Linked DNA regions of Mus musculus: regions 2, 3, 4, 5, 6 and 7 are each linked to region 1. A link is a loop called in an ENCODE intact Hi-C map of the cell type or tissue named here. Cell type or tissue: left cerebral cortex. All regions are shown on one strand. Region 1 overlaps Snd1 (staphylococcal nuclease and tudor domain containing 1). Region 2 overlaps Snd1 (staphylococcal nuclease and tudor domain containing 1). Region 3 overlaps Snd1 (staphylococcal nuclease and tudor domain containing 1). Region 4 holds the start of Lrrc4 (leucine rich repeat containing 4). Region 5 overlaps Snd1 (staphylococcal nuclease and tudor domain containing 1). Region 6 overlaps Snd1 (staphylococcal nuclease and tudor domain containing 1). Region 7 overlaps Snd1 (staphylococcal nuclease and tudor domain containing 1).

Region 1 (4,000 bases):
TGCACACATAAGCCAGGCTTCCCGGGTAGTGCCAGGAATGGTGGCGACGATCGTGCATGGTTATCAGACATGATAGGCTCACACCCATGGCTCTTTCCTTGTATAATGTCAACACAGGGTGGCCACATTCTGTGTGCTGCTGATTGGGGTGGGGGAGGCTAAGTATGCTTAATCACGGTCTGGCAGAAACTTCAAAGGATGTCCACTGGTGAAAGCTGAAGAGAAAAATGATCCAGACTTAATCTGCATATTATTTCCAATCTACTCTGCTCAGGTAGAGATGCAACAGTGACACAGAAGGAAGTACTACTATGTGTCCCATTAGGTTTAGCCGTTTCACAACGTACCTGGCCTCTGCAGCTAGCAGCTCATCGTAGTGTGAAGACCTCTGGTCGTCATCCTGCCGGTATCTGATCACTGTGGCCAGGCCTTTGCTGACGAGGGCCTCAGCAATGTTTCTGCAACAGAGGAGGTAGGTCGGTTAACACTGGGGCTTCAGATGGCACTCAGTCAACAGAAATGACAACTGTTTGCACCTGGAGGTCACAATGCTTTCTGGCAGGAGGAGGGAGAGGCTGGGGATGTTAAGCTGGAATCAAAACAAAACAAAACAAAAAACCAAAAACCTGGAACGACAAAAATCCCCAACTCAGCATTTTTCTTGTTAGCAGCATCAGATGCTACATCAGTCCACACACACAACCAGCAGAAACTATCTGTAAGAAGCCCACATTAGGCCGGGCTATTTACAGAATGTTATAAACAAGCTACTACCCTCAAGAAAAGTCTGCTCTAAAAAGACACACAAGATAAAAAATGAGCACATAAAAGCATGACCTAAATTTCTCAGGCTCCTTCCCAGCCTATATGAGAGCTAGAAGATGCCTATTTGTACTTCCAGCGTTACAAACACTGGTGTAACACAATATTCAACACGCCTCTCTTCTCACGAAGCTCCACACAGTAGATTTCCCACTTTAAGTGGGCTTGGAGAAGAGCCAGGAATGAACTGGGGAGAAGGAAAGGCAGAAAAAAGTCATTTTGGTAGGGGGAAAAAATCCCCTGCCCCCCTTCAAAACAAACCCACCAGGAACAAACAAAGGAGGAGGAGTAAAACCAGAGGTAACCAGTTTTCAACTGGTCCAACTGACTATATTCAACACCATTCTGACTGACTACAGGCCTCAGATGAGAATCTCCCTTCAAGTTATTCTTATACACACTATGCCCACTATAGAATGAGACACACCCTCTTTGACCGTGCCCGACTCCCCCCTAAGTACATGGGGAAGAGTACTCAAATGACTAATGCTGCTCTTTTCATGGTTCCTCCCAGCCTGGAAAGAGAACTTTGATATGCAAAGCCAACCGAAAAAAATTTAACAATATCATTTTTGGAAAGGAAGAGATATGATATTATTGAGGGAGAGTGGTGGTTGTCTTTCTCTGTGTCTGCCATAATTACACCAAAGGCCCCACTCACACCATCTGGTTTGCTGCCCTTTAGGGAGAGGGTACAGTAAGCAATAGGCTACTGTGCCATATGCTGTGATTTAGTACTGCTTGAAAATGTAGTTAACTCTTAGCACACTGGTGATCCTCAGCAAGTAAGAGTATGAGGTCACTGGCAGCTCACCTAAGCAGTATCTGTTTAAACCAGTAAGGATTCTATTAATCTAAACCTAGGAGAACAGACTTCTCAAAGAAGCAGCACAAAATACGGTGTTTAAGAAAGGAGGAAAGATGCCGTGGCTGATTCTGTTCTATTATCTGCCCCTCTGCTGCCTGTTTATCTACTGCCAGCACGATATTAATATCTCCAAACTGCCATGGAATTAGCACTTCTTAAAATCCACTCCCACAAATAGGCTGCTCTGCTGGCCACCCTGTCTCCTGAGTCACTGCGTAAGCGTGCTGGCAAATGCTGTCATTATCACAGAGTTGTGTTTGGCAGCACAGAGAAAGCAACAGTCCCAAATCAGCAGATGTAGATGTTGATTCATGGTGAGGATTTTAACTAAGGTTGTCACCAAGGAACCCTACTAGGGCAGGAGAGTGGCTACACCCACCGAAGAGCTGTCAAGCTAGAAGGCTGGGAGTGGCTTGCAAGACAACTCCACTTTTGACAGGCTGAGATGTCGTGGTGATTTTAAATGCCAGGAGAATAAAGAAATGTTTGTTACTGCATTTTGAATTACTGAGCATTGACATTTTACAGTCAATGCATGAGGTCTAGAGGAGAAAACTGGAACGGCAGAGCAAGTAAGGAAATTTTCCTAAGAACAAGACCCAGTATGAAAATCTAGAGAATACTAAGCAAAACAGTACAAACGATTCAGTTCCATTACAGCACTCAAATTAATTCCCAGAATTATTGCGTACCTGCTAGGGCAACAGAGACCACCATCCTTCCCTACTTGCCATCCTTGCCCTCTTCGTCCCATCAGCAAACATTTACAGACTGATTTAAGCCTGCCACAGACTTTCTGAGGCCTCGGATTCCCGATTCACTCCACACTCTGCTCACCCTTTTCCTTCCCCTAACGCTCTGCAGCTCTTAGCTTCTTTTCCTAGTTACAGACGTCCCCTGAAGGGACAGTTGCCAGTGCTCAGCAACAGGAGAGGAAGACACGGGAAATGATAACAGTCTCATTACTGAGTATTTACTTACTACATTCCAGGCATGTGAGAGTCACATGTGTTTCCTCTTAGTGATGAAACATCATGCAATTACAGTTCACCTATTAACGCACTGCTTAACTGTCCTGACTTTGGGATCTGAGTGAGCAGGGTTCCTGGCTGTCTTGCACACCCCTTTGTACAAGATGGAGAGTAATTTTTTTTTCTGATGGAATTATCATATTTAGAATTTTTTAAAAAAATTAAAGTAAAAAAATTATAGCTAGTTTTTAAAGTTAGTTTTAAAACATCCAGAAAATGAAGATACTCTTTGAAGCATAAGAAGAACTAATCATTTTGTAAACAGTGCTGGAATTCTGAAAGGATTCTCTTAGCAAAGTTTGCCTAGAATAGAAAAAAAGACAAGAGGTTTTACAAGCTCTCTCTACCTTCTCCTGTCTCTTTTCCATGATCTGAAAATACAACTGGAAAAAACAAATGGAAGAGAGCACAAATAGAATTAGTCTAGTTCTAGTATTGGACTGTCTCAGTCTCCTGGCTGCTAAGAAAGGGCTAGGAAGATGTTGTGGCAAAAGATGGTTTAGAACCTAATGTGAGTGCACTAATCAGAGAAAACGTTAAAGCATATTCCATAACATTATATTGCATTCTTGAGTGTGTCAGTAATTCCACCACAATTACATGTCTGGTACAATGGATAATTCATAATCAGCACATAAAAAGAGACCTAACCAAGCCTTGGATGCTCAACATTACATCACCTTTCTCTGAATTGGCTAGAAAGAGAATTAATACTGGGATTGAAATGCTTTTCCAAACTAAAGGAGACATTAAGGGCTCTCCCTATTAAACAAAAACTATTGTCATAAGGCAGAGTCAGATATTCATAGAAACGAATGGCATGGGGTCACATGCAGGTTTTTTTCGAAGTGTCTACAATTCTGGGCATCGTCCTCACCCACTTCAATCCACACTGCATGCAGGTTATAGCAAGCCCAAGTTCCATCTGGAAGACAATTTCAAACCATCAGGTCCCAGATTCTACAAATGTGAACAAGGTCCATTAAGCCCATGAAAGAGAATAAAAATATTTAAAAAGTAGTATTTTAAGTACACAAGACTCTAAGCATTGGAGCATATTTTTGTCTACCTTTCCCATTGCCTCCCTACATCTTAATATTGAAAGTAACAGAAAAATATATTAATGAGTAAGTTAATTGGCTACAATTGTTTGGATTGCTTTATAATATATGTGTATAATTCACAAGTCTACAGTGTTCCAGAAAAGTTGCACATACTGTACAAAGAAGAACCATCTGAGAACAAGTGCCTGACCTGTTTTGTTATCATCTCCCAGTTC
Region 2 (4,000 bases), 84 kb before region 1:
GTACAGAGTGCTTCTTTTGAAATTTAAAAGGCTAGGTTGTGGAGTAATCAGTCTATTAAAAAATTATACTCTTAGAGACATTGGCTAGCTCAATTAACAAAAACACTTTGGTCAGTCAGCATTGGAACAAGAAGAACAAATTCTTGCTAATGACAAGATAATAGGCATATAAGAGACTCTATTGATGGTCAAGGGTTATGTATCACTCTGAATATTTTAGAATGTATGTTGAATTCTGTGATAATTAAGCTTTAGGACTCAAAGTGTGTCTGATCTTTCCTGTATTGCACGGTGGGAACTGAGGGGAAATATGGCCAATTTGCTTTGCCTAGAAGCGACAGCTTCCCAATGACCATCAGTCCAGCAAACAAGCCAGGCATTATCAGAAGGAAACGGCTAGTGGAAACAAGAAGCAATGTGAAGGATTAGTCAGTGGTGCTGATTCCATGGCCATTGTGTTCTCGCTGCTGCCCTGCCCTCTGAGGAAAGAGAGCAGAGGCAGGCAGCAGAAGCTCCTTCTGTTTGCTTAGAACACAGAAAGAGTCCACACTGAAGCCTCCCTCCTTCTTGTCACCCAGGCCTCCTAGCCTACTTTAGACACCACCTGGAATGTAGGGGTAGCAGTATGACAAAGACTGTGTGTCCTCATGCAGCTAAGTTACTAGGTAGAAAGCATTCCCTTTTACTGCTGTCTATATGGCTATATAAGGCTACTGCAGAGGGTATAGACAGTTAACCCCTGAGAGACAACGGGAGTACATCAGGCAGACAGGTGCTGTGGCTCAGCCAGTGGGGGGCTCACCAACCCCAATCAGTGACGTCCTCCCACACTCTCGCTACAGCTGGGAATGGAAAGCAGGAGCAGAAGTGGGGTAGCAGGGCAGGATGAACAGATGTGGTGCTGCCAGATGCAGGGGAGGTCAATCTCTAGTGAGGCCAGCCAGAAAGCTGTATCCTAACAAAGGTGAGCCAGGGTGACCCTCTTTCTGGAGCTGGCTCGGCACACGCTACATGTAAAACACATGCTACATGGAAAACAGAAGCCTGCTGAGGAGCCAAGGACGGAAGCCATCAACAGAGAACTGCCTGGAGTAACAGAGGTCCTCAGGCTCGGTGTCTAGGTTCTAATGTCTGTGACATGTGATCCTCCTCAGGATCCCTAAGGTGACTTTCAGAGTTCCTATAAATTCACCCTCTCCTTTCACTGTCGCCATGAGTTATGGGAATCTACAATTTTCAGGAGAAATAAAACAGAAACTAACGTACAACATGCTTTTGAGGGTGGGAACTGTGTCATGAATTCAAGTTTTATTTTTTCTAACCAGACACCCAATACACTGTCAATCGACAAAGTAGATTCCCAAGAAGTATTAAATAAATAAGAGCAAAAATACTGAGAAAAAAAGGTAAACATCAAAAGAGAGAACCGGCAAGCGCAGTCAGCACTAGCACGCCTTACACAGTAGTAGAGGGACGTGTTCTAGCTGGTGGCAGCTTCCTGACCTCACTCTTTTCATACAGCCCGCCTGCTTCCCACATCGTGCCTGTAATGGGCTAGACCATATTAGTGAAATGGAGGGAAGGAGGCTGAGGTGAGATGTGGGGTTTCTAAAGCAGGCAGAAAGCAGGATATGCTGCACATCAGTCTGGAATGACCCATTTGTAAGACAGAAGTGTTTTGCATGAATACCAGAGAAGGGATTGACAGAATTCTCAACTACAGACATCTCAGCATAGCCACACCTATGTACCCCATTGATCTCTGAACTGTCACATTTGGGAACACAGTTTAAATTTAGAGGTAACATAATTAAGTGTGAGTGGCAATGTCTGAGACATTGGGGCACAGCTGAGATGTTTGGCTTCCAATATAACAGAACAGAAAACGATCCTCATGTATGATCAGCACTGAATGCCAGGGTGGCCACATGGAAATGCAGAAAACTGGAGCACCCTTAAAGAGAGCAGGAGAGAATGAGTCAGGGTGGGAAGGCCTGCCTTTAAAGGGAAGATAAAAGGTGCTAAATCGGTACAGCTCGGCTAAGTGGTGACTAAGAGGGTGACACGTTAACAATCTGCAAATATTTGAAAGGTGTAAACACCAAAAAGGAGGGGAAATGCTAAGCTTGAGAGCAGGGGTATAATTATTAGGGGGAAGAAAAATCTGGACAAAATATTGGAAAAACAGTGTTGAGATAACTACTGGGTTATAAATAAATTTCCCAATGGCAACGAGAATGTTGCTACTGCATCCTGAAGCTGAAAGGTGCTCAGCCGCCCCTTCGCTTACAATCAAAGAAGTGCATACCAGTCAGCTGCAACTTCACCCTCCACACTTAGGGAAAGATGTTAATAATAATTCAACTCTAAGTATTGCTCATTTAAGCACTGCTGGCCCCTGAAATGTCTACACAGTTCTTGTTGATCTGATCCTGAGAAGACAGAACAGCAGTTGTAGTGGGAGTTTTAGAACAGCAACAAAAAGGTTTTATCTGCTTCCAACATGCCTGGCAAGTAGTTAAAGTAGGTTTGGGTACAGTCACAGACACAAGGGACAGATGCAAGGGGCAGGGAGAGTAGACCTCTCTAGTTTCTAAGACCCCAGGCAGGAATGTTGTTGAGTTTTCCAGGTGGGGAAGTGTGGCTCCCTCTCCCTTCCTTTTATATATACAGCCCCCCTGGAGGAATTGTCAAGGACAAGGCAAGGCAAGAGAGAACGGCAAAATAAGCTTCCTGTCACACTGACTGCACTCCAATACCTTTGTCTGAGTTCCTGCTGCTGCAGCTACTCAATTTATAATCCACAGGCTCTCTGCAGAGTTTTTCCCCCAGATTCAATTAGTTCCATTTCTCTACCTTCCTTGCTACCTTTCTCCCTGCCAACAAACAAAACTGAAAAGACCCCACTGTACATAGACCCTTCCTAAGTGCCAAGAGCAACCCTCCATCATCAATAGGAAAAGCAGAGGCAGCAGGCAGGCAGGCAGGCAGGCAGGCAGGAGGCAGGCACCTGCTTACGTCTTAAGGAACGTGCTTATCACTTGAAAAGTTGCTGGTTCTCAACAATGTTCTGTATCTCACGCACCAAAAGTTTGTTCTCAAGTTCTGCTCACAGGTGTAATAGAGATCTGCAATGCTGCCAATGGATCAGCTAAAAATTGAGGAACAAGAGATGACACACTTGCCTCTCAGTTTTCTATTCCTAGGATGGTCCAGAGAGAATGGCAAGGTGGAAGTCTAGCTGGCCTTAAGAGCTACTTCTATGTGGTATGAGACCTCGATTTATAATTAAAAGTTCAGAAATAAAATCAGGATTTCACATTGTCTCAGGGTCTTTATTCTCTCCCTTGTTCTCTAAAGCTCTACTTTGTTTCCTCAGGGGAAGCTCGAATCTTGCAAGCAACTTTGGGGCATGCAACTGCTAAAGCTTTCTCAATGATCAGAATAAAGGGATCAGAGAAGAGGGAAGGGACCCTAACTAAAGGATCACATATCTCAGAAAACTGTAGTCAAGGGAGCCAGAACTGGGCAGGAGCTAAAAATGAATACTTTTAGTTTAGAGTTTTTTAAGGATGGATTTTATTACGTTGTTCTGGTTTTGTGATGTTTGATGCATCTGCTGCCGGGCATGGTGGCGCATGCCTTTAATCCCAGCACTCGGGAGGCAGAGGCAGGTGGATTTCTGAGTTCGAGGCCAGCCTGGTCTACAAAGTGAGTTCCAGGACAGCCAGGGCTACACAGAGAAACCCTGTCTCAAAAAACCAAAAAAAAAAAAAAAAAAAAAAAAAAAAGACAAGACAAGACTAGGGCCTGAAGTTAATTGGGTACAGGAACAATAGGGCTGAGTCTTCACGACGCAGTGAGAATTGCAGCTAACTCTGAAGGAAGTTCCAGTCTGTGGTGCATAGCAGGGCTGTTATACACTTTAGGTTTCTCTGATAGAAGCTGTAATCAGCACCATTAGTCTGTTACTATGTCCCCGTTTTGCTGTCAGTTGAGG
Region 3 (4,000 bases), 110 kb before region 1:
AGAGATGCCCCAGTCCTTTGGCACAGGCACAGGGTGGGTAGATGACCTCAACACTTCTCAGGCAGGCATCTGCTAAAAGGACTGCCCTAGGAGCTGGGAGCTTGGCAGCAATGCTCTCAGTAAATACTCTGGTAAAACTGTATTTATTCTAGTCTGATAAGTGACCTAGATCGCCTGTAGTCTCACCCCCTCTTAGGACCCTATAGCAACACACAGATTAGCTTAATGTTTAGGTGTAAGTCACAAAGCCCCCTGAATAAAGATTAGTCAGTAGCTTGCCTTTGAATGAAGAAGCGCTTAGCCAGGGTCCTAATCAAGGCCATGGTGCAAATGTAGGATAGAAGCTCCAGCCTTCGTCCAGAACTCCATTTAATTTGGCTGCACAGCTGCTATTGGTCTCATCTACTAAGCAGCCAGAACAAAATAGCACTTGGGAATTGGGACAATGTTGAGGACACAAGGGGCACATGCGCGCGCGCGCGCGCACACACACACACACACACACACACACACACACACACACACAGGGAGGGGTGGGGGAGGAAGAGAATGTGGATGGACTTCTGGGAATGACGGTTGGATACAAATTTTAGGACACACCAGCAGTGGGTAAAGTGCTCCAAGGAAATGAGGACTTTCTTCTATCACGATCACAGAATAGCTGCAACCACCATTATTCCCCTGGTGTGGCCAGAGAAGCTCTCAGGATGGAGCATTGGCAAGGGGTAAGGCAGGTCAGCTCCAAGGTACAGCAACTCTCCTAAAGAGTTGTGGGGAACACACAGAGCTGTCTACTGAGCTACTCCTCAATTCTAGTCTAGAGGCAGAACTAGGTTGTTCTTTGTGCCTGCCCATCCTGTCCCCAGATGTGCACTGTTTATGAGCTGGAGGGATCAAGTTTATGCTGATAGAAATCCAAAGTCATGAACTAGGTTAGGTCTAAGATGATCAGCTAGGGTAAGGTGGTCTGAATTTAATTTCCAAATAAGCCAGTAGTTCTTAACCTTAGATGCATATAGGAATTCCTGGCAGGGGGAGTGGTGGTAAAAAAATCTTAAAAATATTTTAATTATACAAAAACTACTGTGAAAACAGAAATCTGGACCACTGAAAGTAGAATACTAACGAGTACTCCATAAACCATCATAGAGATCCAATAAAGTCTTCATCGTTCTCTCTCCCCGCTTTCTTTGCTTCAGCATTTTAAAGTCTATCCTAGCCATGGTGCCACTTCAGCTTTACATACTTCAGTATGCATCTCTAAAAATACTCGGTCATTTCCTTACATAACCACAATGCTATTATCACACCTACCAAAATTAACAAAGCTTTCCCTAGGTATCAGCTAATGCACCTGGGGAACTTGGGAAAAAAGCCTCAAACCAAAAAACCTTGTGGTTGATGAAGTCTCCAAGCATTAGTAGCTTTTCTGTGCCTCCCCGACCCATGTGTGTTGCCAGGGTGACGAATGACTGCCATGGTCAATACAGGATCCTGCCACGGGGTCTGAAGCAAGGGCTGTGCTTATCCTCTAGTTCTTTATCAGCAAACCAAACCAAAACCTCTTACAAATAAATATAGACGCCAAAACCAAACCAACCCAAAAGACAAGGAAAGCACGACAAAGCCACAGATAGGGCAAAGGCAAGGAAAATAAAAGCATAAAACCAAACCAAACCAAACCAAACGACAACAAAACCCCAACCCCATGTCCCCATCCCTAAGCCCCAGCAGACCAGAGAATGGGATCTCATGCAGCACAGGGCGCCTTCTGCTCAGGAGTGGAAGGAAGCCCACTCACTTGATGCATCAGATGCATCAAAGGCCCGAGCAGCCCGAGAGGAGGGTGGTTCCCGGCTGCCCACGCTGCTTGCAGAGCCCACAGCACGGAGACACTAGGCCAGACTGCATTGTTTCTCCTCTCTTTGCTAGCTTTTCTTGCCTCTGTGTGTGATATCTCTCTAATATTCTGACTAATACTGTGCCTCAGCACCTGGGTCTTAGGGAGAATTAATTACATAGGCTATGGTGAGGGGGTGCGGCGTAACTTCTTGGGTGTTGGCACTGGGGTATAAGTAGTACAGTCTTCAATTTTACTTATTTATTTCATTTAAGGAAACAACTAAACAAAACATCCTGCAAAAAGATGGGGCTGTATCACTGTAGCTAAAAATACCTCCACTGAAGGCGGCCGCTCACCAGCTCCTCAATTAGAGATGCTACAGGGCCCTTTGTGAGCTGTGCAGTGTTGGCAGCTCCACAGGGGCTCTGGGCGGCCGAGGACAATCTCTGGAGCAGTGACTTTCTACTGCTAGGTGGAGGGGGACTGGCTAATAGCCACTGAGTCAGCATCTGAGACCTGACTTCCCAAGGTAACTTCTATACCCCTCTTGCTTCATGGACCCAAGCCAAAATGATACACCTGAGAATGACCCAGAGTCATCATTAGGGGTTCTGGCTGTTGTCGACTTTCTTGAGGGTAGATGTATTCCATACAAAGGAGGCAACAATGGCATCCAGCGTGCCTCAGGAGATTTGGGTGCTGGACAACAACTTGGAAGTGTGTTTCAGGGATAAGAAGCCCAGGTGAAGCCTCTTGGCGGGGAGGGACTGAGACCAGGGCTGCTTTCAGTGCAGGCTGACACTTGAATAGGGACACTGTGCAGAGGCACGGGGCTTCATAGGTCTTTTTCTGGATTTCTTTTCTTTTTTGTCTAAATGTGTAAAGGTCACTTAGTCCCACAACAGTCACTTTACCGGGGAAGAGCATGGAGGTCAGAGTTGGTAAATGGGACAGTCAGGAGAAGGTGGGCACAAAGCAAGCCAAGGCTGATTTAATTTAGCCACTGACTCCTTTCTCCGTTTCTCAGGTGAGGTGAGGGTGTGTGTGAGCATGTGTATCTCGAGTTCAGTATCTGCATATACCCAGTGGCCACAGTCCTGGACAGCACAGATAAAGAATGCATCCCTTGACTCTGGTTGTTTTTATATCCTCTCTTGCTGGCTAGCAGTGGTCTCTGAAACTTCTCTGAGCACTAACTGAAAGCTAATGGGTTCCACGGTTCACTCTCCAGCAAACCTGATGATCCTGGCCCTTGCAGAAGCTAATAGCTGACCACACGAATCCCCCACGGCAGTAGGCAACCTAGGTCCTAACCCTGCACATCCACGCTTCCATGCTTACAGCTACTCTGACCTTTATGGATTTTGCCCAGTTGCTATTTTACACTATTTTAATTGATGTTTAATATAGCTTAACTCTGCATGGTGTTCCAAGCCCCTCACCAGGGGGCCGCTCACAGGCAGAGTCACAATTAATAGCAATCCCCAGAAAATTATGCCCTGTATCAAAGTTGTCATTGCACCATATAAATGCTTATTATTACTATTGAATTCTCCAGCCCTGACACCTCCCTGTGTTTACTAGGTAGCAGATAAACCTCTATGTGTGTGCCTTCTCTACTCTACCACACCATCAGGTCTAAATATAGCCTTCGTGTGTATGTTTAGCTCCATTTAGCTCTGCTTTGAAAGGGGGGGGGGGATCAGCTAATAACGTTAAATTGCTGGAAAATGTGATTTGTTCCTCCCCAACTTTAAAGACAAAAAGAAGATTGAGAAGATGGGGAGGGAGATCTCAGCATGGAGTGAAAGTCTTCCAGACCCTGACAAGGTGGCACAGCTCTCTTGGAGGCCTTCTGTGAGGGCAGGAGCAGGTCCCTGAACATATGATACATGGGGACAAGGATCGGGCAGTGTCAGGGACTTTTAAGGACAATCTCGGCTATGCACGTTGAACTTTCCCCAGTTTCTTAAAGAAAAACCCAAATAAAACAAAATGCTCTCCTCACAAGGAAAATGCCTCCAACTTTAGCCATTAAGCTGTTTCCTTTGGCTGCAGCTGAGTTTAGATTTTGGCCTGAGCAGACAGTAGCAGACAGATACCTGGCCTCGTCTCTCTCTGCTTGTGCTCTGGTCCTGTGTGCTCAGCTCTGCACTA
Region 4 (4,000 bases), 130 kb before region 1:
ACCATACTCCTGTGTGCCACCCATTCCCTAGTGATACCCACCCCCAATATCCCCAATAACACAACACTTTCCCTGCTTAGTTGCAGCTGGGTCAACGACAGCTTTCCCCACAGATTCCTGGTGTACCAGGCTCACATTTCCTGGGCCCACAAGACAGTGACATCCTTCTTACACACGGGCTTTAATGAGGAATTCAAAGGATTGGGGCACATGCCTGGAATTACAAGAGTTGAAAGGTTGAGGCTAGAGGATCGCTATGAATTCAAGGCCAGTCTAGGCTTTAAAACAAAACCCTGTCTCCAAGGGGAAAGCCACTGCAGAGTCAACTGGAATTAGACCTTAGCATGAGTGTAGGGCTTACCTCAGTTTCTAATTTCTCCCTCTGATCTCTCATCACAAGTGATACGTTTGTAGGACTGACTTTCTTAGTCCTTTCTCTCATGCTCTTTCTGATTTCTCATATACCCTTGATTGAATGTTCAGTCTCTCCCCAACCTTGCCTCCACCACTGGCCTGGGCAGTAGATACAGTGGATATTCTGTTAGGGATGAACTCACTGGTCTCATGAATTGAAGACTGACTTGAAAAGCTGACTGTCACTATCTGGCACAAGTGCTTTACCTGGAAAATGGAGACAACAGGGGGCAGTCTCTTCACCAGAGCAGTCGCAGGTACATTCTTAGCATGGTGGGCACACAAACACCCTAACAAGGACTAGCGAGTGGAGGGTGAAGTCTGACTGCATTAGTCTGTAAGAACACTCTGTGGAATCATGCCTACGCCCAAGAGCCCTGACACCAATCTGTGTGGGGCTTGTCAGGGTTCAAATCCTGGTGCTACAACTTAGTATATGTGGGACTCTAGTCACATACTTTATTCTACCCATTCATAAAATGAATCATAAAGAAATGGCTCAAAAATATCATGCTAATGTTTTTCCTTGACAGCGAATATAAATGTCACGGTCTTGGTAAAGGACAGGAATACAAAATTGTGGACATTGGAACTTTCTAGGACTTGGAGAAGGTTTAGGGTTTGAAGAAGCAGATAATACTGAGATTATGGCTGTGGTAGAGTTCAGGAAGTTGGGAAATCCTGGGGTCCTCATCCGTAAGTAACAGCCCACGTGGGAACAATGGGGTTAAACAACACACTTGTTAGATAACAGGCAAAAGCTGGGAGGATCTCAGTGATTCTACTGGACCTACAGCACAGTGCTAATCTATAGATTGTTTCACCCTCACATGGTTGAGAAAAGAGGTTCTTTTATGGAGGAAATGAGTTGGCAAATGCTGACCTATGCTTTTACAATAGCCTGTCAAAGCAGGGACCAGAACTCCCCTTTCAGCAAGCTGCTAAGGGACTCCCAGAGAGAGGCTGGTGCAGCTCCAGGGGCAGAAGGCATAAATTACCTTACTGGCCCCTGCATACAGGGGAGGGGAAGGGGGCATCTGAGAGGCAAGGCTGCAGGCAGCTCCCCAATGAATGAACCACGGGCTGCTGCACCATGGGTTCTCAGAACTCACCTCAATCCTCCCCAGGTTGTCATTTCCCCGACTCCTTGAATTTGGTCTTTCTTCCCACTGTTTCCCGCCCCCACAGCCCTCATTAAGAAAACTATCATTTAAAGCCCTAGTTACTGTGGGAGAGGGGAGGGGGCAAGAAAATGTTCGAGAGAGGGGACTGGAAGGACAGGCACAGAGTAAGGCGAAGCATAGACTTTGGTCTTCTGACTCAACGCAGCCCTTGCGTGGATTCGGCTGCCTGCCCCTAGGTCCCCACCATCCTGCAGATCCAAACTCTGGCCGCGCAGCCAGGCACCCCGTCAGCATTCAGCGGGGGTGCGGATGACGCGGGCGCTCGTAGGAGGCCGGCCAACTGCTGCAGCCCCACCGAGGGCCGCCGCACCCGGGCCCCTGAGCCCAGCAGTCCACGGCTGTAGGGTGCTGGGTGGCTCGGGTGGGGGCCGCGCAGTCTCCGCTGCAGCCCCGCACGGCTCCAGCCTATCAGCGGCCAACCAGCCACTCGCTCCGACCTGACCAAAATAGCTGCGAACGCCTGCGACTAGCGCGCAGCCCCTCACTTGACGCTCACTCGGACTCGCTCGCCCGCTCGCCCGCTCGGGCCGCTCCGATCGTCTAGAGGGGGCGGGGAGGAAGCTGCGGGGGAGGGGGGAGGGGGGTGGGGAAAAAGAAGGAAGGAAGGAAGGAAGGAAGGAAGGAAGGAAGGAAGGAAGGAAGGAAGAAGCGAGGAAGGCAGGCAGCCCTCCGCGACTCGGGGCTGCGCGGCGCGAGCCAGCGCGTGCTGGAAGGCGCGGCGTTAACCCCTTGAGGGCAGGCGGCAGAGGGAGAGCGGTGTTAATACATAAGAGCACTGCATCACGCTAATCTTCTCCCTAGAACAGTATGCGTCAGCAGTACATTCACGTTCTGACTGAAGGACAAAAGGATGAGAGAGCAGTCTGCGTGGCTGCCACCTGCAACACCGCGAGCCCGGCGCGAGGAGGAGACGGTGGGCGCCGAGCGCAGGGGCCCCGCTGCTGCCACCGCCGCCGCTAGCCAGCGGGGACCATGTTCACCGGCTTCGGAGCGTTTCCCGCAGCCGCTACCCCCACTGCTCACGCTGCCGTCGCCAGCGCTCTGGCCGCTGCAGCAGCCCGCTGGCAGCTCCGTTGCTGAAGGCTCCGGGAGCCCAGCGGCGAACTCGCACTCTCCGCACAAAGCCGGGGCCGGCGGCGCGCCGGGAGCCCAGCAGTGGCGGGCGGCGGCGGGCGCTTGCGCGCTGCCGGGGGCTGCGGCCGCCGCCGCTGCCGGACCCGCGCCCGCCCCCGGACTCCCTGAAGGGGCCTGCGGTGCGGGCGCGACCGCGGGCGCTGCGCGCTCCTCCGTTCGCGGACTGGGTCCCAGCACCACGTCCACGCCGCTGCCCCTCTGGGGCTGGACGGATTACCGCTCCCCGCACCAGCAGACGGCGGGACTGGAGAACTGAGCCCAGTTTTTGTCTTTTTAACCCTTCCGAGAAGAGGCGAAGAGAAAAGGGGGTGTGTGCCTAGGGAGGGCGAAGGCGCAGCGAACACCTCTTAACTCTCGCAGCCCCGCGAGCTCACGACTGCAATCAGCTGCCGCCAGCTCTGGGCGGCCGACGCTGGGAAAGCAGAGTGGAGAGCAGCGCAGCAACCAGCGAGCGCGGCCTGGGCGGCTTCGGGAGCGCCCCCGCACCCCCATCCCCCGCGGCGGCCCAGGGAGAGGGCTGGGGGCTGGAGACACACTTTGGCGATGAAGCGCCTTCTCCCGCGACTGGAACAAGCTGGTGCCAGGGTCCAAGGACAAAGCAGGGAAGCGCTGGTGGCGCCGCTCCTCGGGCTCTCGGGGGGGCATGCACCTGCATAGCCCGCCGGGCCTTGGCTCTCCCTGGCGCGCCTCAACTCCGCGGCTTCGCCGGCTCCGGATTTACTAGAAGCCATTTTGTCTCCCCTACCCCTCCCCTCCCCTCCCCTCTGCCCTCCCTGCCCCCACTACTTCCCCCTTTGTTAATTAAAACTAAAGTCAGAATGGGAACGATGAGCCCAGCTCTCGTGGAGAAAGCTTAAGGACACAGCGCTAATTCTTTCCTGCTTTCCTTCCGAGGTAGGTGACAGGGAATTGGGTGGGGATGGTCGCAACGTGGGAGAGAGTCTTAGCTTTCTATGGGTTGGCCTTGAGGGTGGGCTGGTAGATGAGGGGCCGCTCAGTAGTTTCGCAGGGTTTTTCTAGGCCGATCTGCTTGTCTCTAATCGCCCCCTCCCCACCTCCTTCTCCAGATGGAAAGAGGAGCTCCTAGCTCACTTAAGCCGGGGTAAGGCTGGTTCTCTTTTCCAAGCCAAAATCCCAGGCGATGGTGAATTATGAACGTGCCACACCATGAAGCTCTTGTGGCAGGTAACTGTGCACCACACCTGGAATGCCGTCCTGCTTCCCGTCGTCTACCTCACGGCGCAAGTGTGGATTCTGTGTGCAGCCAT
Region 5 (4,000 bases), 76 kb before region 1:
TTCCAGGATTTTTACTTTAACACTGGACAGAAAGCTTCCACTGGAAAACTGGAGGGAGGCAAAGTCAGTAGGAGGAAACTCAGATCCCAGAAAGACCAGCTTCCCTAGATATACCTGGGACAACAGGCTGTCTCTCCAGGGTCAGAAGACTGCTTTAACATGTACACCACCGTATTACTGGGTAGACATCTTCCCCACATCAGGACACACAAGCAAAGTACGTATGAGGCAGGGGAGGGGCGGTGGGCAGGAAAAAGTGGTAGTCTAGTGCTTAGAATGGTAGGGAGAGTAAAACTTCCTGCACAAAGCTCAGTCTGGCACAGTCCCTGATAATATGGGGGTGGAGTGGGGAAGGCTAGGATGCAAGAGCATGTGTGAGTTCACATATCTATGTGCTCATTTACCCAAGGAAAGAGGACAAAGACTGGGAAGGAGAGTGAGGGAAGAATGCAGGAGTCTAACAAGAGTGACTGTGACTGTTAACAATAGCTCCAGTCACTCAGAAGGCTTGAGAACAGGCTGTGTCTATCACAGACACAGTGAGAGTGCCTGCAGGACAGTGGAGCAGGACAGCCATAGCGGAACCTTTCAATCTTGCTTCTATCTGGCCACCATTCCTGGAAGAAGGGTTACTTTCTTTTAGGCACACCCTTCCTGTTCCATACAGTATGCCTGGTTCTTTTTACCATCCTGCACACCTCAGTAGATGGTTTTCTCTCCACTTCTCTCATACATACTTGCAAGCAAGCAAGCAAGCAAGCAAGCAAGCAAGCAAGCAAGCAAGCAAGCAAGCTCACTGCTTCTTCTGAGCTGTGTCATGAACCATGTCATTTGTACTATGCTAAATGCCTGAGTATATGCAAGAGGCTGGTGACAAGAAAATTATAAAGAGAATATAGGGCTATAAGTCCTTGTAATTATCTATTTGATGAAATAACATATTTGATAATAACAACTACTATTTGTGCCCATAGGTTTGGTCATTAAAAGAATTCATTGTGTGTACCCTTTGAATGTAAAACAAACAAAATAAAAGTGGCCAGCCCTGGACAGGTATCTTTCTGTGCTTTGCCTTCCACAATTTATAAGTTACTGGGGATGTCCTTTGGCCCAAAAACAGATCTCTCAAGATCAGAAGGCAATAAGATCTCTAAAAATGAAATGCTAGTGCTAGGGCCATATAAGCACGTTTGTGTTGGCATTTCCATCCCAGGCAACCTCTCTGGGAGGTACTAGCTGCTGAATGGCAAAGAGGACAGCTGTCTATAGAGGGCTGCCCCGTGAAGCAAATTCCACAGCATAACAGCCACAAGGAAAAGAAAACCAAGATCAATGTTTCATACAGAGTCAGGCCACTAAACAAAAACATCCTTTGTTTTGTGATTCAGCCTTAGCCAACAGTTGTTCAGGTTGGAGCCAGGAGGACAGGTGGATGTTCGGTAGGGATGTCTGGTATCTTCTAGTCTGCCTGGAGCTTCAAGCTCAGTCAATAATGATAGAAGTTCTGGGTTGCCAGAATATAGACTTCTTTACTTCTCTGAATACTCAGACAATTACCAGTCCATATCTAGGGAACAGAAAAGCAGATTCCTCTTCCAGAGGCAGCCTGGTGAGCATCCCAGAAGTCTGCTAGGGATCTTCAGGCCGGCAGGAGTGAGGAGACAGCAGGAGAAACTCCAAGGGCTCAGGATAGATGGAGACCACTGAAGTGACCTTGTGTGTTCAGACAGAGCTGACATTTATAATTTGTAGGCCCCTAACATTCTTATTTCCTTTTTACCAATGCTCTGGCAGGGATGTTGTAACATATTAATCTTTGTAGTTGAGTGATACGGTTTAAAATACTGCAGGCTTGGCTGCCATTCCCTCCCCTGGGGTCTCAAAATAACTCCACACAAATCATCTTTGCTAAACACTCACGCAGGCAGCTCTCTTCTGCTAGCACACACACACACATCTTATGTAAGGGAAGAAGCCACCCAGCTTGCTGGAAGACAGTGGCACTCCTAGAGAGGCAGCCGCAGTCTAGAGGCTAAGCTCAAGCTTACTCAGTGAGAGGATATCCAAGGAGGTTGAGGCCAGAGGGCTGCCCAGTTCACAACTGTCTGTAAATAAATGCAACTCAGCCACTTATTGACCTCTTACCACAGAGAAAGTCTACTCAGCTAGATTTGGGAAAGTAATGAGGAAAGAAGCTAATGTACCTCTCCTTAGAATCCACACAGTTTGCAGTGGAAGATGGCACAGATTTGAGGAACCCAAAGAAGAAACATGGGCAGCAAATGGGGGCACTGCAGAGCCTCTCAATACCTCTCCACAGGTACATAAAATAGTACCGGTCTCCAGACCACATTCATCTGGCCCGCATGTATGTGGATGGCTGAAGGAGAAGGCCCAAGATAGTTGGCCTATTTGCTAGATCCCAGCCAATCAGGGGGCACCTATGACTGAGATCTCCCACTTACAAGTAGTTTGCATCAACAGCACCCTCTCCCTGGCACAGTCAGTGTGCTCAAGCCCCAAATAATCACTTTATAGAGGCTGGGTGATGGATCTGCACTGCCAGACGCCCAGGTAGGCCTCAGGCCCTTCTGTCCTGATAGCCTTGATCAGGCTCAAGCTTGGTGACGCTCTGAAGTTTCCATCTTATCCAGTGTCGATTCTAGCCAAGCCTAGGGGCTGTGGGAAAGGTTACCCTACTTTCCTCAGAAGTGTCTTAGGGGAAACACAGGTCGCTTCAAAGCCCTCACTTCTCAAGGCTAGAGACAAATGCGCTGTCTTAAGGGCATGTGTGAAGTCCACACAGGCTGCTCTGTTACTCATTTCTCCTGGTCTTCCCACCTCAGTGATTCCTAGGTCTCCTCTGCTTTCTCATCCTTTCTCCTGACTGTTTCTCAAGAGGGGGAGCTTCATGGCAGCTCATCTTTGGCTACATTTTTTCCCAATCTCTGCCATCACTGAGCAATCACAGTTGTACAGCTGGGCTTCAATTTCACCATAAATTGAAGGAGATCTAAGAGCTAATATTCATTTCTGAATTTACCTGTACCTACAAATGTCTACAAGCATCTAACAGAAAAGGTTTCCAAAGTAATCAAAGGGAACCTTTTATTATTTATAACTCAGGAAATTGCTGTCCTTGTTGCCATCATTCATTACCAAACAACTAACAAAGTTCCAGAGATTCAAACATTACTTGGCAATTCTCCAGTCAGCTCTACTCGGTCACTGCACACTTAGTCAGGCTTCCTCAACTCTTCTCCAGTCAATGGCAGTCATATGCCAGCTACACATGCTCGTGTTGGTTCAGGGCTGTTCAAATCTACTCTCCACACTGTAGTTAAAGTGATCTAAAACTGGACATTGTAATGAAACAGGAGAACCTTAATTTATCTGGTAACATGGACCGCCATTACGGTCAAACTGGTAAGTGTTTAAACTGATTTCAGTTTTGAAGTTCAAAACAGAGAAAACTAAGCCATGATTAAAGAGGTCTGAACACTGGCTATGTCTGAAAGGAGGGCCCCAAGGGAGCATACTAGGATACTAGAAATAGTTTCTATTTTCATAGGAGTATTACTTGGGGGTTTGTACACAGATGAAAATTCAACAAGCAGCATACTTACAACTTTTATGTGATACCTAAAGAATCAAATAAAATATTATACAATGCCTTAGCTGTCTTCCACTGTTTCACTTACCTTTTCTTATCAGTTCCTATCTTACAAGCCAAGGATGGACTGGTGGGGGGAGAGGGGACTAGCATTTGTGAACCCAATAAACCTGGATAAAAATCTTCATATGTGCATCAATTTCTTGAAGCAAAGATGGAGTGCCTTCCTATTAGTCCCTGAGAATGGTCATAAGTTAAAGTCACAATAATTGGTCTGGGGTACAATCCAACCAACCTAGCACCCACATACGCCGTTCTGAGCCTGTCCCTGACACTGCCATACTAAACTTTTTGTGCTTTTGAATAACAATGTTTTCTCAGGGTTTT
Region 6 (4,000 bases), 90 kb after region 1:
AAATAAAATCCAAGCAATCAATATGTTCTTCTCTAATTTAGCCTTTTTTCTAATGACAGAATGTTGCTATGAAGTCTAAATTGACCCTGCACTTGCCATCCTCCTGCCTCTGCACCCTAAGATCTGGGAATAGAGACAGGCACATGTCACCATGGCCTCTTGGCTAAATCTTTAAGGCAATCTTCTGTCTCTTTACAAGTTTAACACAATGAACTCTTATTACTTATCATGAGGGGAGGTGGGGGGGGGCGCAGAGACAAACTGTAAAGAGCCAGGAGCTACAAGGAATCAGAAATCCTTACAGTTCAAGGAAAGATGAACTAACTGATGAGCTAGAGATACCTCAGCTATTACTAAAAACAGACCATTAACTAACAATTATAAAGAAAAGGAAAAGAAAAGAAAAAGAAAGGGAAAAATTGTTGTCCAAAGCCTTATAAATTTGAGACTAAGTCTATGCAAAAGTCTGTTGTGGTATCTGGGAAGTGAGATGAAGGGGAGCTGGGTGGAACGCAGTGCTGGCATGTCTGCGAAACAAGCAGAGGCCCTCCAGCACCACAAGAAACAGAAAGAGCTAAAGCCGCACCTCAGTAGCAGAGCACACAGCCATCCTGTACCAGATCTCAGTCTGACCTCCACTGCACTGCCACCAATCAAACAGTAAAGGAAAGTAAGGAAAGGAGAAGACAGGGCCGGGTTGTAGAGTCCTTCCTTTGTTCTAGAAGAGTAACAGGCAGTGATACAGAAAACAGGCATGAAGTTTGGCTAAATGAAAGGAATTCATCTGCTGTTCACATGAACAGATGGAACAGACGAGAAATAAAAAATAATTAGCATCACTGAGAAGACTCTCTTGTACCTAGCTAGGAATTTTGTAGATGAACCAGAAGCGTGAGTCAGTGTTGAAAGGGGAAACTCCTTCACTGGCAAGAACAGTAAAAAGCCCACAAACAACAAACCAGAGTTTAAAGGCAGAAGGGAAAGAGGTGAGGAGAGAAAGCCCATGGAGACAAAAGCTTGGCTGGATGTAGCTGAGTGGTAGAGTCCTTGCCTAGCAAACACAGAGCCTGAGTCCAATGCCCAATACCAGAAAGAAGATGACAAAACAGTAACAACAAGTAAATAAATAATACAAATCTAAAAAGTAAAAGTGCAGACTAACCCAGAGGTCTTGGAGGTAGTGCATCACGAACTACACAGCAGCAGCAGGGACCAGCTATTTCACCACTGGCTATGCCCGACTAGCCCCACTTCTCTTCATTGGAGGCTCATAATTAACCAGTTGGCCTCAAATCATGTTTTCTAGTAATGGAGAAATCTTTTCCTCCATTTTTTACCCTTCATACTCATGCTAAAAATGGAGAGCCAATGCCCTCGGAAGAGACAACCCTGTTACTTAAGGCACAGGCTACAAGCCAGATGAAACCCATCCAGCACAGCGATGTGCCACAGGCCCTCCCACAGTTCTCAAAGAGAAGAAAGGAACTAGAGGGGAAAAATACATCTCTTACAATAGGAAAATGATTTTCTCTATAACCAACAGCAGGATGGGCTGGGCTTACTCAGAGGACTGTATCATTCTGTTAGAGAAATGCCTCTTTGTGAATATCTCCCTTTCTTCACCATATTAAAAAATAATAATTATTATTAAAGTTTCTTCCTGGAACAACACAGAAGCGAAAATGATGCTGGATATGACACTATTATTTAGCTGGTGCCAGAGGAACCTTCAATTGAGCCAGAGTTCCAGTCAAATTTGTGCAATAAATTCTTGCGCATTTCAAACCAGGAGACTAAATTATGTAAGAACACGGCAGAAAGGCCTCACTTTAGACAGTGACTTTCTGCTTGGCCAGTTGCATCCCTCCAAGGTCTAAATCAAGCTGCTGTGTCTAGTACCACATATTTTATCTACCAAGACAGCCTGTTCTCTGCCGCCCTGCGCCAGGCACCCATCTAATGTTACACAATGAAGATCACCTTCCTTCCTTTACTATACAGTGTACATGGCAATAGTCAGAAAGACTGGTCATTGGCTGCCCACTACTACAATGGAGGAAAACTGGCAGGTGAAGAGAGAGAAAGAGAGAGAGACTATGAATCTTCTTCTCTCTCTTTCTCCCTCTCTCCCTCTCTCTCACTCTCTCTCTCTCATTCTCTCTCTCTCTCTCTCTCACACACACACACACACACACACACAGACTGTGAGCTGTCACAGCAGGTATAGACAACACGGTCTTGATATTTGTATGAAGGGACCTTAACGAGAACTCAGTGGAGGATGCTGTTGGGAGGAGCCTGTCCTTCACCGAATCTCCAATTGACTACACAGCACCTGCTTGGGATCCTTTTGTTCCCATTGGTTGTACTCAGTAAACAAGTTCACAAATAACAAAACCCTACAACAGTTACTTGTGAGTGGAGGAAAGCAAGCACAACCAGGGGCTTCTTACTCCACAACTGTTCGTCCTGTGAAGAACATAGGACTGGCACCAAGATCTGGGAGAAGAGTTTTTGCAATTCTCCAGATCAGGCCTTAACAAGACAATGAAATTGTATTTTAAAATGTCCGATGCCCCCATCAGCACCGACCATGACAGCCATGCCTTTACTCTTCCTCTTGCTGGTCTCCTAGCTACTTCAATATATAGGACCAACACTACTCTAAATTTTTAAAAATTACTGTAAAGCAAAATGAACTGTTTGGTGCTTGCTATGTGATTAGCACATTAAACATACCAATTCTGTAATCTCCACAATAACCAGTAGAGCTAAAATAATGAGCTTTACTTCAAAGTCAGAGAAACAGCATAGCCAACCAGTATCACACGTGTCAGTATAAACGATTTTATGTCACTGGGTTCATCTTTACTCTTTCAGTATTCACATACTCTGTTACAAATTCCTCATGTTTGCATTGTTTAAATAACTCACATGGTCTGCTTCCAGTCCAGATGTGAGACAACAGCCAGAAGTATTCTGTGTAGCTGGGCAAAGAAAATTGACTGCAGCATAGTATTAATTCAAGTCTCTCTTGAACTTGTAGCCTCCCACATTTATAGGCAATTGCTTTACCAGTCCCAGTCTCCAGGTCTCTTAAAGAACACATTCCCGATAAATTATTCCCTAACTCTCATGCCCATTGTACATATGTGCACATGTACTGCATATGAAAAGTTTCATAATTAAAATATGTGATGGAAGAGAAATTAATGCTCAAAGATTTAACAACTGACAATGAGTAAGAAATAAGACTTTCGAGCCAATGTGTCTAATCTATGGAGTCTGAAAGATATAAAAGTTATACAAAAAGGGAACCATATAAGCAGTAATTTCTCCCTTCCTGACGTGTTGTTGAACACTCCCATGGGTAATGAATCATTCTGTTCTTTTAAAGCCCAACCACAAGGAAACAGTCATAGTTTGCAAATCACAATCATGGTAAAGAGGGAAAACTAAAGTTAGCTTAAACACGTCAATATGGCTACCATATAACAGAGCAGGATGTAAATAAAGGAAGATTACTGCGCACAGCAAAACTCACTGGAGACCTGGTAACAGCAAGGAAATACTATTTTTCTAGTACAGTGGTTTTGTGATTGTGTACTTTATCTCGCAGTGAACTCTACAAGCATCTCTTAAGGCAATGGGGAAAAAAAAGGGAGGGGTGAGGGGTAGGGCTCACTTATTATCCAGACTCTGGGAGAAGGGAAATGGAAGTTACTATTTCACAGTTAGTTACAAGATGAAAAATGTCAATGAGTATGTTTCATAAAAATATGTGTATACATAACACTTCTGAACTACACTTGATTTTTATATTGTGTGTTTTACCATAATAAAAATTTGAGTACATTAAAGATAATGTTCCATTGACTCTTTAATTGGAGAGAATTATCAGACATGAAATCAAATTCATTTTCCACACTAATATGAGAATTTTCAGATATGAATGCTGATATTTGGTTTAGTGCTAAGAGATTACTCAGTTACAATTTAT
Region 7 (4,000 bases), 160 kb after region 1:
ATTCACCCAATTACATCCAAACCCTGTTGCTTCAAAGCTGTTTGGGATTTTTCCTTTTCTTCCTTCTTTGCAAGCATTACAAGGAAGTAGCTGACTACAAAATTTGGTCACCGTTCATTCCATCTGCAGAGTGAAAATCACTCATCTATGCTTCGATCAGGCCCCCATCAGGAATCTCTGAATGGCTGAACTACAGGGTCAGCTGCCACAAGGGAGGGAAGACTGACGAAATTTCTCTCTTTTATGCATGAAACAAAAGCACCTAGACTGTCTGTTCCCATGATAGATGAACACTGGGAAATGTCTTAAAGGAGGCCTATTTCGTAGAAGGCCCAAAATTCTTCAGCAAAGAATACACTCATTTATTTGTAGACCCATCAAAAACATCTATTCTCCACCTTTACAAAGAACCAGCAAATCACATACCAAAAAGAATAAAGAATGCTCTGAGGGACAATCTTAAGAATGAGCAAACAGCAGAACCAAGTTAGAAAATATGCACCACAGAAAGTGGCCGTAGCTTAGTAAACCAAAGAGAAAGAAGGAAACAGATGCCAGTTAGAACCCAGCTGTGCGTGCATGGAAGGCTGTGGCTGGCAGACGGAAAGGTCTGGGTTTGACCACTGTGAATAATGGAAGCAGCAGAGAGAAAAGGCCACAGATAATGAAGGATCTAAGCAGACCAAAGAAAATTAGGAGTTGTTATTTTTCTACTGTACATTTAAGATTACCCTGTAACTCTGAACAGAGCAAAAGTCAGTGTCAAACCTGAGTTCCTGGACAGAAAAACTTGAAGATCACAGGTAATAAAAATATATAATATGAGGTCAAACTAGGGTTAGGGCTGGTTATCAGAACTGGGTAGTATCAAAAGGTACCAAGACCCTCCAAATCCAAGAGCTTTCTACATTTATCAAAATCAAGACAAAAAAACCTCCAAGGTACTTACTGTCTAGAACATACAACCAAAAATATAGATACTAGACATATTAATGCCAAGAACTCATATCAATAAAATACCTTCCCAAAGCTATCAACAGTGGACAACAGGCCCAAACAGAAAAGGCCCCATGACTATGTCTCAATCTGAGGGTTGTGGGCTTCATGACGTGTCTTACTCAAGACTAAGTGTGCTAGTCTACTATTCTAACTGCAAACAAAGAGAAGAAAAAATCCCTCTAAGCAATACCAGCAAAACAGTTCCTAGCCAGTCAATAATTCTTTCAAAAGGATACCCAAAGGAAAATAAGACAATCTTCAGTCATCTCAAATGCACACATCTCACAATATTTCAAAAATCTTACTCTTGGACAGATCTGTACTTACTCTCAAACTCAAATTAACTCTTATTAAATTGTCAGTTGCCAAAAAAACATACAGAACTTCCTTACAGCAAGGCACGAAAAAAAATTTTGACAGTGCTTGCTGGTGAGCATGCTCAGAGAGCAAGGACGCCAGGGAAAGTATCCCAGTGTCACACCTCCCCCTTCCCAGAATGGGAGGATCTAAGCGTCCCCTCTGACAAGGCTGGTGCTCATCACCCCTTAGAACATGTTAGCGACAGCAGTAAATGGATTCTTGAAGCTTAAATTTTAGGCCACAGCAGCAGATTCTCTGCTTGGCATATCCCTGATTAGCAACCTCCTCTTCAGAGCTGCGCACTCAGATGCTGCCAAGGGATGCAAGGCTCAGCTTTCAGAGGGAGGGCAGGAGGGAAGAAAGGAAGTGTGCGCCTGTGTGTGTATGGGGGGGGGAGGTCTACTCCTCTGTAAATGGTGCCATTACTGCCCAGCAAACAGCAATTGCGTACAAAGACATGGAAGAAGCAATAAACTACTGGGTATCGACACACACTGTGCAGTAAGTAAAATGCAGAGTGGATCCCACCCAGAGCCTGCTCATCACCACCCCTGAATAGACCACCCTTGAATGGCTATATTTCTCAGGGAGCTTTTCATCAGGAGAACTGAAGTATAAGCTACAGATCTCTAACCACGCCATCCTCATACAGACACACCAAGAGATCACCCAAGGCTCAGGAGCAGAAATCTATAAGGAACAAGTCACCATCTGGACTCAAGATTACACACACTAAATCCAATTCCTTCTGCATCACTTGAAGTCTAGTTGCAAAGGAAAAAATGTTTTCATGATGGTAAGATATAAGCTAAAGGCCACCACTGTCGAGAGAACTACTGAGCTGTGTCAGGAAAAAAGAAATACTGATCCTTTCTTTGGTCCCCTGCCATAGTGACAATCTGCACAGGCCCCTTCAATGCTCACTGTGAATCCAGGAGCTGTTCTATTTGGCTTCATAGAGTCCTGCAGCATGCATCAGTTGATGCATGCTTACAACCACCTTCTGAGGTACAAACACCCTCCAATATGTCAGCACTGCATACACACCCAACAACAACTCTATATCAATCTTGGTATAGAAAGAGACAGAGAGCCCATCAAACCAAACAGGGCTTCTACAGGACAACCGGGGACTGCCCTTTGATGAGACCGCCCATCAGAAATGAAATCCATGCCCTTCACCTTACTGATCTCTGATATCTGATCTTTCTCCTGTACCTAGGATCATGTACTATGCTTAGTCTCTGTCTTCCATCATAAAAGTACAAATGCAAGCTTGCTTTTAATAAAAGTTAATAATCATAGCAATATCCTGGTATAACCAAATATATCAGAAATAACTAAGAGGACGCTGCACATCAGACAAATTTCTATGGGTGGGTGACACCTTACAAACTACCTCACAACTCCTCAAAACAATCAAGGGCACAAGGAAAACACGGAGAGTCTAAGATGCTGTAAGGAAGTAAAATAAGCAAATTTAATATTAATGAGAAAGAAAAAAAGATATTAAGAGAAATCTAAATAAAATGATGACTTCATTTAATACCAGCATTATCTATATTGGTTCATCAATTATAACAAATGCACCACACTCACACAAAATACCAAAGGACATTAGGGTAGCAATGGACTCTCAGCATTAACTGTTCTGGAACCATCCTAAGAATATTCCTAAATCTCTTCTAATTCATTTGCAAACTGGACTGTTAATGAAATCTTCCAAACAAGTCTTAGCCTATCTGCAGTGCGGTGGAGGCTAATGTTCTGGCCAAACCATCCCTACAACTTCCTTATCATCATGTAGTTCCTTCTTTGACAAAGGTCAGGTGAGTGACAAATTTTTCACTTGTTTGTATTTTGCCGTCTCTGAATGACTATATAAAAATATATTGGCCAGTCCTAAAGCTTTATCAAAAAGCTACTTGCATTCAACATAAATCTAGAAATTAAGCAGAAAAACAAATAAAAGGCATACAAATTTTAGGAGAATAAAATTAAACTGTTCATAAGACATATATGAAGAAAACTCCAAGATTCCTCAAATATTATTAAATCAACTCATGAATTAATAAAGTAGTGGAAGACAAAAATCAGTAATTTCTATATACTAACAATAACATCTAAATTTTATCCCCAATAGCAAGCATCACAAACAGCAAACTGCTTAGGAATAACCAAGGAAGTAAAAATGTATACAGTACAAACTAAAAAAAAAACACTGAGGGAGCTTGAGAAGTGGCTTAGTAGGCAAAGGGCTCCCTGGGCAAGCATGAGGACCTCAGCTGAGATCGCTCTACCCTCACAACACCCATGAAAAAAGGTGAGTGTGACAGGCATGCCCAGAATCCCAGTACTGAGAGGCAGGAACAAGAGGATTTCAGGAACTTTGTAGCTAGCCATTTTACCTAACTATTGGCCTGCACAGACACTTGCACACATTTACCATGCATACAGATAAGAACCATTAGACAAAAGATAAATGGAACCATATCCATGATTATGGGTAAGATCTAATATTGCCAATGTCGATATTATTTTTGCTGGTTAATAACAATATTATTATTGTTGGTTGGTTTGATTTTGTCAATTTGTCAATTTGATACAATTCTATCAAAATCCCAAATGTAACTACTTTTAC

Evidence for each region. A loop is a pair of places that touch in the nucleus more often than their neighbours do. Peaks named below come from ENCODE experiments on the same cell type or tissue, not always from the same donor. Only the 100,000 strongest peaks of a DNase experiment are listed, where the experiment ranks them.
Region 2: a loop joins it to region 1, with 1.8 times the contacts of the local background. A loop is called at or near these places in 3 of 42 quality-filtered maps.
Region 3: a loop joins it to region 1, with 2.1 times the contacts of the local background. A loop is called at or near these places in 2 of 42 quality-filtered maps.
Region 4: a loop joins it to region 1, with 2.2 times the contacts of the local background. A loop is called at or near these places in 3 of 42 quality-filtered maps.
Region 5: it touches region 1 in a loop (2.1-fold over the local background); 2 of 42 quality-filtered maps call a loop at or near these places.
Region 6: a loop joins it to region 1, with 2.1 times the contacts of the local background. A loop is called at or near these places in 2 of 42 quality-filtered maps.
Region 7: it touches region 1 in a loop (2.8-fold over the local background); 4 of 42 quality-filtered maps call a loop at or near these places.

What each region holds. Positions count from the first base shown.
Region 1 is chr6:28,703,492-28,707,491 of GRCm38, reverse strand. Snd1 (staphylococcal nuclease and tudor domain containing 1) reads right to left here. Exons shown (of 24, transcript NM_019776.2): 13 at 348-458. Among named protein-coding and RNA genes, the nearest start is that of Lrrc4, 130 kb to the left of the region's middle. In left cerebral cortex, a CTCF peak has its summit at 2,229; DNase peaks (open chromatin) are centred at 878, 1,504, 1,946 and 2,557; H3K27ac peaks cover 2,508 bases.
Region 2 is chr6:28,787,885-28,791,884 of GRCm38, reverse strand. All of the region lies in intron 15 of Snd1 (staphylococcal nuclease and tudor domain containing 1), which reads right to left. Among named protein-coding and RNA genes, the nearest start is that of Lrrc4, 42 kb to the left of the region's middle. In left cerebral cortex, no CTCF peak of the experiment used is centred here; DNase peaks (open chromatin) are centred at 723, 2,013 and 2,419; H3K27ac peaks cover 2,523 bases.
Region 3 is chr6:28,811,134-28,815,133 of GRCm38, reverse strand. The region is part of intron 16 of Snd1 (staphylococcal nuclease and tudor domain containing 1); the gene reads right to left. Among named protein-coding and RNA genes, the nearest start is that of Lrrc4, 19 kb to the left of the region's middle. In left cerebral cortex, no CTCF peak of the experiment used is centred here; DNase peaks (open chromatin) are centred at 341, 1,380, 1,895 and 2,144; H3K27ac peaks cover 2,430 bases.
Region 4 is chr6:28,831,514-28,835,513 of GRCm38, reverse strand. All of the region lies in intron 16 of Snd1 (staphylococcal nuclease and tudor domain containing 1), which reads right to left. Lrrc4 (leucine rich repeat containing 4) reads left to right here and starts at 3,767. Exons shown (of 1, transcript NM_138682.2): 1 at 3,767-4,000. The coding sequence starts at 3,900. In left cerebral cortex, CTCF peaks have their summits at 632 (motif pointing right) and 2,492; DNase peaks (open chromatin) are centred at 2,331, 3,187, 3,835, 3,929 and 1 more place; H3K4me3 peaks cover 2,828 bases; H3K27ac peaks cover 2,917 bases.
Region 5 is chr6:28,779,816-28,783,815 of GRCm38, reverse strand. The region is part of intron 15 of Snd1 (staphylococcal nuclease and tudor domain containing 1); the gene reads right to left. Among named protein-coding and RNA genes, the nearest start is that of Lrrc4, 50 kb to the left of the region's middle. In left cerebral cortex, no CTCF peak of the experiment used is centred here; DNase peaks (open chromatin) are centred at 358, 1,915 and 2,390; H3K27ac peaks cover 2,691 bases.
Region 6 is chr6:28,613,021-28,617,020 of GRCm38, reverse strand. All of the region lies in intron 10 of Snd1 (staphylococcal nuclease and tudor domain containing 1), which reads right to left. Among named protein-coding and RNA genes, the nearest start is that of Snd1, 130 kb to the right of the region's middle. In left cerebral cortex, no CTCF peak of the experiment used is centred here; DNase peaks (open chromatin) are centred at 871, 1,438 and 1,838; H3K27ac peaks cover 2,201 bases.
Region 7 is chr6:28,540,082-28,544,081 of GRCm38, reverse strand. The region is part of intron 9 of Snd1 (staphylococcal nuclease and tudor domain containing 1); the gene reads right to left. Among named protein-coding and RNA genes, the nearest start is that of Snd1, 62 kb to the right of the region's middle. In left cerebral cortex, no CTCF peak of the experiment used is centred here; DNase peaks (open chromatin) are centred at 1,574 and 1,980; H3K27ac peaks cover 2,390 bases.